2 separate regions of the Homo sapiens genome follow, and region 2 is linked to region 1. A link is an interaction called in ENCODE POLR2A ChIA-PET data of the cell type or tissue named here. Cell type or tissue: MCF 10A. All regions are shown on one strand. Each heading gives the region's core, and the rest is flanking DNA. Links, peaks and the distances in the headings are about the cores only. Region 1 has its middle 78 kb from the start of ATF7IP2. Region 2 overlaps LOC105371078 (a long non-coding RNA gene).

Region 1 (5,377 bases), core at 299-5,298:
GAGAAACCTAGGTGAGAGTACACAGGAATGATCGGTGCTATCTTTGCAACTTTCTGATAAATCTAAAATAATTTCAAAGTTTAAAAAGTTAAAAACAAAGGAAAATCATAGCAACAACACTATCAAAGACCATAGGCCTTGAAGCCAGCCTACACTGGATTTATTTTTATTTATTTATTTTTTTGAGAGGGAGTCTCGCTCTGTTACCCAGGCTGGAGTGCAGTGGCATGATCTTGGCTCACTGTAACCTCCACCTCCTGGGTTCGAGTGGTTCTTCTGCCTTAGCTTCCTGAGTAGCTGGGATTACAGGCCTGTACCACCACACCTGGCTAATTTTCGTATATTTAGTAGAGACAGGGCTTTGCCATGTTGGCCAGGCTGGACTCAAACTCCTGACTTCAGGTGATCCACCTGCTTCGGCCTCCCAAAGTGTTGGGATTACAGGTGTGAGCCACCATGCCCGGCCTGGATTTATTTTTATTTTTTATTTTTTTCTCTGGATACCATTGATTGGAATCTCATTCTGGATTTAAATCTTGATTATTCCACAAATCTATTGGGCAATAATGAGCTGAGTGAACCTAGGGCAAGTTAATCTCACTCTTGCAACCATCAGTTTCCTCCACCAACAAATAGATGGGACAGCGACGATATGACCCACCTCACAAAGGTGTGGTGATGCATTTGTGTATAAAGCTTGCAGTAAGTATCTTCCAGTGTTCAGTAGAACCATAACCATCACATCTGCTTTTTTGGCCTCTTCTATTTGTGCTGGGCTGGGGAGAGGCGCAGGGCCCTGTGGCCAGTCTCTGTCAGGGTTTCCTGCACCTAGAGGTCAACTTGCTCTAAGAAGAGAGGTTTGATGGAAATCTGAATTCTTGTCTCTTAAAACAGAGGCAGGGCTGTGCGAGGTGCCTGTAATCCCCCCACTTTGGGAGGCCGAGGCAGGCAGATTACTTGAGTTTAGGAGTTTGAGACCAGCCTAAGTAGCATGGCGAAACCCCATTGCTACAAAAAATTAAAAAATTAGCTGGGCATGGTGGTGCGTGCCTATAGTCCCAGCTACTTTGGAGGCTGGGGTAGGAGGATCGCTTGAGCCCAGGAGGTCGAGGCTGCAGTGAGAGCTGTGATTGTACCACTGCACTCCAGCCTGAGTGACAGAGTGAGACCCTGTTTCAAAAAAAAAAGAAAAGAGAAAAAGAAAAAAAGAAACCAGAGGAGGCGGTTCAGGCCAAGAAAATGGTGCCTTTTCTCCTGTTATTCTTCTTTCCGTACCCAGACAAAAATTACTCACCGTCAAGCACGTTTATCTGTGTTTATCGTATTCTTCAGTCTCTGTGAACTTGAACGGCTGTGTTTTTGGAAGGAGAAGGCCAGCACTCTGACTGCTGTCTGTCTTCAGCTGACTCTGCAGTCAGGCTGCTCCTGGCCCCAGCGGAGAGAAGCAGCCAGCATGATGGGCTCCATTTGATTCAATCTATTTTATGCAGCCATGGGGAAAGGATGACCTGAGAAGACAGTATAGAAAAGAGAATCAGGAAGCAAGAGTTGGGATTTGTCTCCAGGTTTGGAAATTCTTTTGTCTCAATCACCAGTATGCTAAAAGGTCCTTTGGGTATCTTTGAGGATGAAATGGAAAGATAACTTCAGAGTCAGGAAGTTTAGAACTCTGTTCTAAAGAGTTAAGAGGTCAGCAGGGCGCGGTGGCTCATGTCTGTAATCCCAGCACTTTGGGAGGCTGACGTGGGTGGATCACCTGCGGTCAGGAGTTGGAGACCAGCTTGACCAATATGGTGAAACCCTGTATCTACTACAGACACAAAAATGAGCTAGGTGTGGTGGTGGGTGCCTGCAGTCCCAGCTACTCAGGAGGCTGAGAGAGAAGAATTGCGTGAACCCAGGAGGGAGGCAGAGGTTGCAGTGAGCTGAGATCGTGCCACTGCCCTCCAGCCTGGCGACAGAGACTCTGTCTCAAAAAAAAAAAAAAAAAGAAAAAAGAAAAAAGAAAAAAGAATTAAAAGGTCTTGGGAAAGTTAGCAGCCTTTTCTGGACCTAGGGGGAGGTGATAATGAAAAATATTCATTAAATCATCTGTAAATGACTCATGTCACTGAATGAGCTAGATTACTCTATGAGGTAGACATTACACCAATAATCAAGCAACAACACCAATGGCAAGATTAATGACACCAGCAGCTATGTATGTTTTAAGTGTTACTATTGTTAGAGCGCGAAAAGAAGAAGGAATGGATGGAGGTGGCTCTACAGCAACACAGATCAAAGCCCTGCAGAGGGGGACACCAGCTAGTGCCGGAACCCACTCCCGCTTACAGACTTGGGTAATTACAGGTCAGGACGGGACAGGTCTTTGCTTGCTGCAAAAAGGGACAGGCAATGTGGCTAGCTGCTAAGGAGGGAATTTCCTGGGTTCAGGCGGTTAGGCCTGAACTTGTCTGGTAGGGTGTTTCTCACAGCCGAGACCCACTGGAATTTTCCACTCTGACTAGGGTTGCGAAATGGCAGGGGTTTACAACATGGTGCAGCTTGGAATAACAACTATGTGCTGGGCAGTAGAAATGAAAAGTGCCTAGACACATCCCTTGGCTGCTCGAAATCTAGAGGGGAAGAGACACAGACAAGTTGTGGTCTAATAAAAAAAAAATTGGTTTTTGGCCAGGCATGGTGGCTTATGCCTATAATCCCAGCACTTTGGGAGACTGAGGTGGGAGGATCACCTGAAGTCAGGAGTTCGAGACCAGCCTGGCCAACATGGCGAAACCCCGTCTCTACTAACAACACAAACATTAGCTGGGTGTGGTGGTGCGCGCCTGTAATTCCAGCTACTTTGGGAGGCTGGGGCAGGAGAATCACTTGAACCCGGGTGGTGGAGGTTGCAGTGAGCTGAGATTGTGCCATTGCACTCCAGCGTGGGTGACAAGAAACTCCATCTTGAAAAAAAAAGAAATATTTGGTTTTTGTCCCCAGTTCCTGGTACTGAGCTCCTAAAACGCTTAGAGTTTTCTGAGTGATGGGAGTGCCTTTTTTTTTTTTTTTTTTTTTTTTGAGACAGGGTCTCACTCTGTTGCCCAGGTTGCAGTGCACTGGTGTGATTTCAGTTCACTGCAAACTCTGCCTACCAAGCCCAAGCTGGTCTTGAACTCCTGGACTCAAGCAATCTTCCTGCCTTGGCCTCCCAAAGGGTTGGGATTATAGGTATGAGCCACTGTGCTTGGCCTGGAGTGTCTTTTGTTATCCATAAGGAGCCCTTTTCCATCACACCTGAGTTCATGCCAATAAGGTGACTTAGAGTAGTTCCCCTATATAGCTTCAGGATGGGGTTGGTCATCAGAAGACCAAGGAAGGCCAACTGCAGGGGCTTACACCTGTGATCCCAGTACTTTGGGTGGCTCAGGTGGGAGGATTACTTGGGTCCAGAAGTTCCAAACCAGCGTGGGCAACATAGGGAGACCGTATCTCTACAGAAACTAAAAAATTAGCTAGGCATGGTGATGCACATCCGTAGTCCCGGATACTCAAGAGGCTGAGGAGGGAGGATCATTTAAGCCCAATAGTTCAAGGCTGCAGTGAGCTGTAATTGTGCCATTGCATTCCAGCCTGGGCAACTGAACAAGACTTTGACTCAAAAAGAAGAAGAAGAAAAAAAAAGACCAAGTGGTTGGAGTGTTGAAATTTTTTTTTTTTTTTTTTAGATAAGAGTCTCGCTCTGTCGCCCAGGCTGGAGTGCAGTGGCACGATCTCGGCTCACCGCAAGCTCTGCCTCCCGGGTTCACGCCATTCTCCTGCCTCAGCCTCCCAAGTAGCTGGGACTACAGGCGCCCACCACCACGCCCGGCTAATTTTTTTTTGTATTTTTAGTAGAGACGGGGTTTCACCGTGTTAGCTAGGATGGTCTCGATCTCCTGACCTCGTGATCCTCCCGCCTTTTAACAACAGACATTGAGCTTGAGAAAAACTCTTGAACAATGAGGTCTGGGAAGCTTCTAGATGGGTGAACACACTGAAGTGCTGGGAGGCTGATGAGCCCAGGGAGTGCAAGAAAGCTTCATGCACGCGCCCCCATCACCCAATACCTGTCCCATGCATCTCTTCTAGCTGGCCATTCCTGAGTTATGTCCTTTTTTTTTTTTTTTTGAAACGGAGTCTTGCTCTGTCACCCAGGCTGGAGTACAGTGGCGCGACCTCGGCTCATTGCAACCTCCGCCTCCTGGGTTCAAGCGATTCTCCTACCTCATCCTCCAAAGTAGCTGAGATTACAGGTGCTCGCCACCATGCCTGGCTAATCTTTTTTTGTATTTTAGTAGGGACAGTATTTCACTGTCTGGCTGGTCTCAAAGTCCTGACCTCAAATGACCCGCCTATGTTTTTTTGTTTGTTTGTTTGAGACTGGGTCTCATTTTGTCTCACAGGCTGGAGTGCAGTGGCCTGATTACAGCTCACAGTAGCCTTGACCTCCTGGGCTCAAGTGATCCTCCTACCTCACCCTACCAAGTAGCTGAAACTATAGGCAGGCACCCACACGCCGGGCTAATTTTTGTGTTTTTTGTAGTGATGGGGTTTCCCTAGATTGCCCAGGCTGGTCTCAGACTCCTGAACTGAAGCCACCTGCCCACCTCAGCCTCCCAAAGTGCTAGGATGACAGGCCTGCTTACATATTTTCAATACATACAACAACAGTACAGGCAACTTTTATACTACAAGGGCAGAGTTGAATAGCTGTCACGTAGACTGTGTGGTTCATAAAGGCGAAATATTTACTGTCTGGCCCTTTATAGAAAAAGTTTGCCAACCCTTGACCTTATTACATTGTTGATGATGATGAAGTCATAAACAAATATGAAATAAAACATTTTTTAATAAAAAAATAAAAGCACCGTGTCTCCACAAAAAAATACAAAAATTAGCTGGGTGCAGTGGCACATGACTGCATTCTCAGCCACTTGAGAGGGTGAGGTGGGAGGATTGACTGAGCCCAAGAGGGCAAGGCTGTAGTGAGCCATGACTGTGCCACTGCACTTCAGCCTGGGTGACAGAGTAACACCCTGCCTCAAAAATAAATAAATAAATCAATAAAATAAATAAAACTGGCCAAGAACGGGGGCTCACACCCATAATCTCAGCACTTTGAGAGGCTGCAGTGGGAGGGTTGCCTGAATCCAGGAGGTTGAGACCAGCCTGGGCAACGAAGCTAGATCCTGTTTCTACAAAAAACGTAAAAAAAATTGCTGGGCATCACGGTGCACGCCTGTGGTCCCGGCCACTCGAGAGGCTAAGGCTGGAGGATTGCTTGAGCTCAAGAGTTCCAGACAAGCTAGGGCAACACAGCAAGACCCCGTCTATAAAAAATAATAATTTAGGT
Region 2 (5,377 bases), core at 274-5,273, 79 kb after region 1:
GAGACCATGGCAGGCGGATCACTTGAGGTCAGGAGTTTGAGACCAGTCTGATCAACATGTTGAAACCCTGTCTCTACTAAAAATATAAAATTAGCCAGGCGTGGTGGCACAATCCTATAATCCCAGCTACTTGGGAGGCTGACTCAGGAGAATCACTTGAACCTGGGAGGTGGAGGTTGTGGTGAGCCAAGATCGGGCCGTTGCACTCCAGCCTGGGCAACAAGAGCGAAACTGTCAAAAAAAAAAAAAAAAAAAAACATTGAGAGCTTGCTCCCTCTCTGCCGTGTGAGGTCCCCCTGGTGAGAAAGTGGTTATCTATAAACCAGGAAGGGGGCCCTTGTCAGAACCCAGCCATGCTGCACCTTGATCTTGGACTGCCAGTCTCCAGAACTGTGCAAAAATGCATTGTTTGGAAGGCGGAGGCAGGTGGATCACTTGAGGTCAGGAGTTTGAGACCAGCCTGGCCAACATGGCGAAACCCTGTCTCTACTAAAAATATGAAAATTAGCTGGGTGTGGTGGCGCATGCCTGTAATCCTAGCTACTGAGGAGGCTGAGGCATGCCCTTCTCCTCTGTCTTCTGTTTCTTCCATGAATAAATCTGTCCACAGATTTATTCACCAACAAATATTTACTGAGCCCCTACTGAGTGTTAGGCACCCACACTAGGCGCAGAGGATACAGTGGTGAAGAGGACAGACATAGTCCCTGCCCTCATGGAGCTTACAGGCTAGTGGGGGAAACCCAAAGAGTGGGTGCTAAGAATGACTAACATAGGATGCTTACAGAGAGATCAGCAAGGAGAATATTATTTGAATGACAGTGGGTCTGGGAATGCTTGACCTGAGTAAGTGGCATTTAAGCTGAAAACTGAAGTGTGGGCAGAAATGAGCCAGGTGAAGAATGAAGTGTTTTACAGAGAGAGAGAGAGAGAGAGAGAGAGAGGAAACATCATCTACAAAATCAGAGCATCCAGAGTCATAAGGAGCCTAGAGCTGTTGAGAAACAGTAAAGGCACCCTAAACAAGAGGAAGGCCACCCTGTCAAGGCTCAGCTCAAATATCCTCTCTTCTGTGGAACCTTCTCTGCCACCTCTGGGCTCTCACAGCCTTTGGTACACCCTTGCCTGATGCATACTTATGTCAACATCACTTGTTTGTGTCATCCAAATACCTGTTGGAGATCCCTTGTCTCTCAGGGGCTCATCGGGTCACTCTAGAAATGTTTGTTGAGTACCAACTATATGCCAGATTCTGTAGACACTTTGGTAAGTAGAATAAGGCTCCCACCTTCATGGGGCTTATGTTCTTGAAGCAGGGAGACAAAAAACACCTGAATGCATGAATCAACAGTTCAAGTTCAGGGGATGATAAGTGTTATGAAGAAACTGATGCAGGATCGTGTGATATAAATTGAGGCAGGGACTCGGTGTAGTGGCTCATGCCTATAATCCCAGCATTTTGGGAGGCTGAGGCAGGCAGATCACTTGAGGCCAGGAGTTTGAGACCAGCCTGGCCAACATGGCGAAACCCTATCTCTACTGAAAATAGAAAAGTTAGCCAAGCATGGTGGCACACGCCTGTAACCCCAGCTACTCGGGAGGCTGAGGCATGAGTATTGCTTGAACATGGGAGGTGGAGGTTGCAGTGAGCTGAGATCATGCCACTGTCCTCCTGCCTAGGTGACAGAGCAAGACTCTGTCTCAAAAATAAATAAATAAATAAATCGAGGCAGGTGCTAAAATTCACAGTGGTAAGGAAAGACTCGAGTGAGGAGATGATATTTGAGCTGCATAATGAGAAGGACCCCACCCTGTGAATATTGTGGTGGGGGTGAGAGAGTGGTCTAAGCAGAGCAAACAGCCAGTGCAAAGGCCCTGGGGTCAGAAAAAGATGGGTGTGTTCAGAAGATCAGAAAGACAGATCTTACAGAGTCCATGAAGGTGGGGTAAGAACTCTGGATTTTGTTCTAAATGCAATGGGAAGCTATTGGAGGATTTTATTTTATTTTATTTTATTTATTTATTTTGAGACAGAGTTTTGCTCTTGTCACCCAGGCTGGAGTGCAATGGCGCGATCTCGGCTCACTGCCTCCACCTCCCTGGTTGAAGCGATTCTCTTGCCTTAGCCTTCCAACTAGCTGAGATTACAGGTGTGCACCACCATGCCTGGCTAATTTTGTATTTTTTATAGAGACGGGGTTTCACCGTGTTGGCCAGGCTGGTCTCAAACTCCTGACCTCAGGTGATCCACCCTCCTTGGCCTCCCAAAGTGCTGGGATTACGGGCGTGAGCCACCACGCCTGGCTTTGAAGCTATTGGAGGATTTTAGAGGCACAAAATGACCTGGCCTCAAGAACTGAATACATTTAGGTGTCAAGACCTAGTTGCATTTTAAAGGCTCACTCTGGCTGCTGGTGGGGAGTCCGTAGTGTGGGAGGGGGCAGGCATAGAAGCAGGACACCATGTAGGAGGCTGCTGTAGTCTTCCTGGTGGGCGTGGGTGGCAGCTTGCAAACTGGCCTCAAATGCCCCTGATTCTCTATGGCTTGACATAGTCCAAATCCCTCCTTAAGATTTCTCAAGAGGACAGTTCCTAACCGTGTCTTCCATCTCCAGCCCCTGTGCCTGCATGCTGTTCACCACCTCACTGAAGATGAGAGGTTTCACATCACACCACACATGTCGTGGCCTCCCCTCCAGGTCCTGGCACTCCCCTTCCTGTTCTGCTCTGGGGAACAAACAAAGCCCTCTCATTTTCACACACAGAGCAGTTTCCTCCTTTTTCCTTGAAGTCTTGGCACCAGCAGCATTCATGCCCTTAGGGAATCAATTTTGTCCTCACTGAACTTGTTAAAACATCCTTCCAAACAAATACAGCACTTTCCCCAAAAGGACTGTATTTGTTTATCTGGCAAATGAAGCATTATCTGATTTGTGGCACATCAGCCTCTCCAGATAGCTGGAGAGCTCCCCGAGGGCAGGGCTGTGTATGGATAATAACAATGTCTGTGCCCCAGGTCAAGTTTTTCCAGAATCAGGCCCTGAGATGACGGTTCATCGGCAAGTGATTTATTAGGAAAGTGCTTCCAAGAGAAACTGACAAAAAGATCAGAATGGGCAGTAGCCAAGCAAGGGTGAGATTTCAGATCAAGTTCAGCCTCAGCCTGATTCTGCAGGATGCTCTGGGAGGGGGGTGGGTACCTGACACCTTAGAGTTTGTGCCACCTTGAGTCCAGGAGAAGCTGGGCTTTCCATCCCGCCTCTATGAGTCAGTGGTTAAAGACTACCCTGGCAGTGATGTAAATTCCCAGATATGAGTGGCGGAGCTTCCATAGCCCAAAGTCAGTCTTCAGAGAAAGGCAGCAGGTGTACAGAGTTGGGCACAAAGAACTCGCCAGAATAGTGCAGAGCCCACCTTATCCTCTCCAGTAAATATCCCCAGTTCCCAGAACGACTGATGCAAGGTGTGTGCTCAATGGTGTTTGTTGAATGAATCGGTGAATTTAGTGTCCAAGGCTACATACGGCCTATTATGGATTACAGTGAGTGTGAAGAGACTAGAAAGTCAGAAAACTCTTCCTGTAGAAAGCTCTTCTAAGCTTCAGGATCAGGATGCAGACAAGCAGGGCTTGGATTCCCAGGGATGATAGCTTACTGTTTCTGGGACAATACCCCTGGGACAAGACCCTGGTGGGGTCCCAGAGGTCATTGTGATGGTTAGCCATGTCCTATTCTCTGAGCATGTCCCAGTAGCAATCATGATGTTTGTGCAGTGTTTTGACATTGACAAGTTGCTTTTACATTTAATTTTCCCATGGGGCCCTTAAAACATGTTCATGTTTTTGGAGATGAGAAAACTGGGGCTCAGGGGAATGAACTCATTAAGTTTCATCTAGTGGAGGAGTAAGAATTGGGACTTGAATTTGTCCCTAAAAGTGGTTGATATTGACTAGGTTCCTAAGGATGCTTAAGATGATTATTTAATGCAGTTGCTCTTTGCTTCTTTGAGAGAGAGACTGCAAACCGTGGGCCCACATGCCAATTCCAGTTATCAGATGTGTTCTTGGTAGCACAGTAATATTTTTTCATTTCACAGATGTTTCACCATTGAATGATTTCATACGACTATCTGGATTTCTGGCTTCTCTTGAAAACTGAACATCTGGTTTCACCTTCCCTCCTGGCTGGGATTGTGGCTGCCATCCCATTTTAGATGGGTCACCCTTTCTCCGGTTTTCAACATTCCCCATCACTGCGTATAGCTGTACTGTTCAATAAGGTAACCACTAGCCATATGGGGCTATTGAGTCTTGAAATGTGGCTAGTCCAAATTGAGGTGGCTATTAGGGATAAGGGAATCTGGGAGGTATTTTTCTCCTTCTATTAGAAAATTCTTATGAGGTTCACATTGGATTTCTGTTGGACCCTAGTGGCTCATAGTCTTCACATCAAGCCAGCTTCTTGCATTTCTGCTCCCTGCCTGACCCTGTAGGCATAGGAGTTTGGAACCTCTGATGAATGGGAAGGAAGTGTGACCTGCAGTCAGGACGCCAAAGTTCAACTGCTGGCTCTGACACTTACTGTGTGACTTTGGGAGAGTTACCTCCCTCTCTGTGCTTGGTCTCTTCAATTGTACAATGAAGACTTTGGACTGAATTTCTAATTTTCTGCAATGGAAATACAATGGAAGACTTTGGACTTAATTTCCAACTTTCTACAATGGAAAGAAACTTCGCCTCCCACACACCTCTGAATTTACCCTCTTGTGGTGGAGCTCTGCTGCTGTCAGCTTTGATCTGAGCCTCCCCAGCTGGGCACCCCCTCCTCTTGCCCTGATTCTTTACACTCCAGCTGCTTCTATATCTCTGGGGAGCCCTGTCTCCATCAGGGGCCTCCCTCCTCATTCCACAGGGGGCTGCATGCTGGATCGTTCTGCTTGGCTTGCTGTTTACAAAACGAGAGGTTGACCATGTTTCCCTTTGCTTTTTCATTAATATCTGCAATTTGCCCTCATTTAATTCACATATTTTAGCTATTAGTTTCCTCACCTTCCGCAATTATTTTCATGCACCCTTGGGCTTGTAAACCATTGTTCCAAGTGGTGTGTTGCCTATTTTAAGAACTTAATTTGTTTATAATGTGCACATCAGCTGCATGATTTGTTTCTTGCTGGTAATTAACTTTTAAGCTGATGCCATTCCCCCGCCAAAAGTGAAACTCAAGGTAAAGTTGGTAAGATTAATCATGCTGGCTGCATCCAAATCTTCCGACATCTTCATCAGACTCAGCAAGTTTGGGGAAAATGATATTTTTTTCTTCTACTTCCATCTGTTACCCTGCCGATCTTGGAGCCAATCCATCCATTAGTGGGCTTGAGT

Evidence for each region. ChIA-PET counts read pairs that join two places held together with the same protein. Peaks named below come from ENCODE experiments on the same cell type or tissue, not always from the same donor. Only the 100,000 strongest peaks of a DNase experiment are listed, where the experiment ranks them.
Region 2: POLR2A ChIA-PET joins it to region 1 with 8 read pairs; 3 of 35 experiments call an interaction of 5 or more read pairs at or near these places.

Annotation. Positions count from the first base shown.
Region 1 is chr16:10,305,767-10,311,143 of GRCh38, reverse strand. No RefSeq gene overlaps it. Among named protein-coding and RNA genes, the nearest start is that of ATF7IP2, 78 kb to the left of the region's middle. In MCF 10A, for the core only: no CTCF peak of the experiment used is centred there; a DNase peak (open chromatin) is centred at 2,473.
Region 2 is chr16:10,226,310-10,231,686 of GRCh38, reverse strand. It overlaps LOC105371078 (a long non-coding RNA gene), which reads left to right. Exons shown (of 3, transcript XR_001752077.1): 2 at 4,096-4,278. Among named protein-coding and RNA genes, the nearest start is that of GRIN2A, 47 kb to the right of the region's middle. RefSeq lists an enhancer at 4,668-5,377. In MCF 10A, for the core only: no CTCF peak of the experiment used is centred there; no DNase peak of the experiment used is centred there.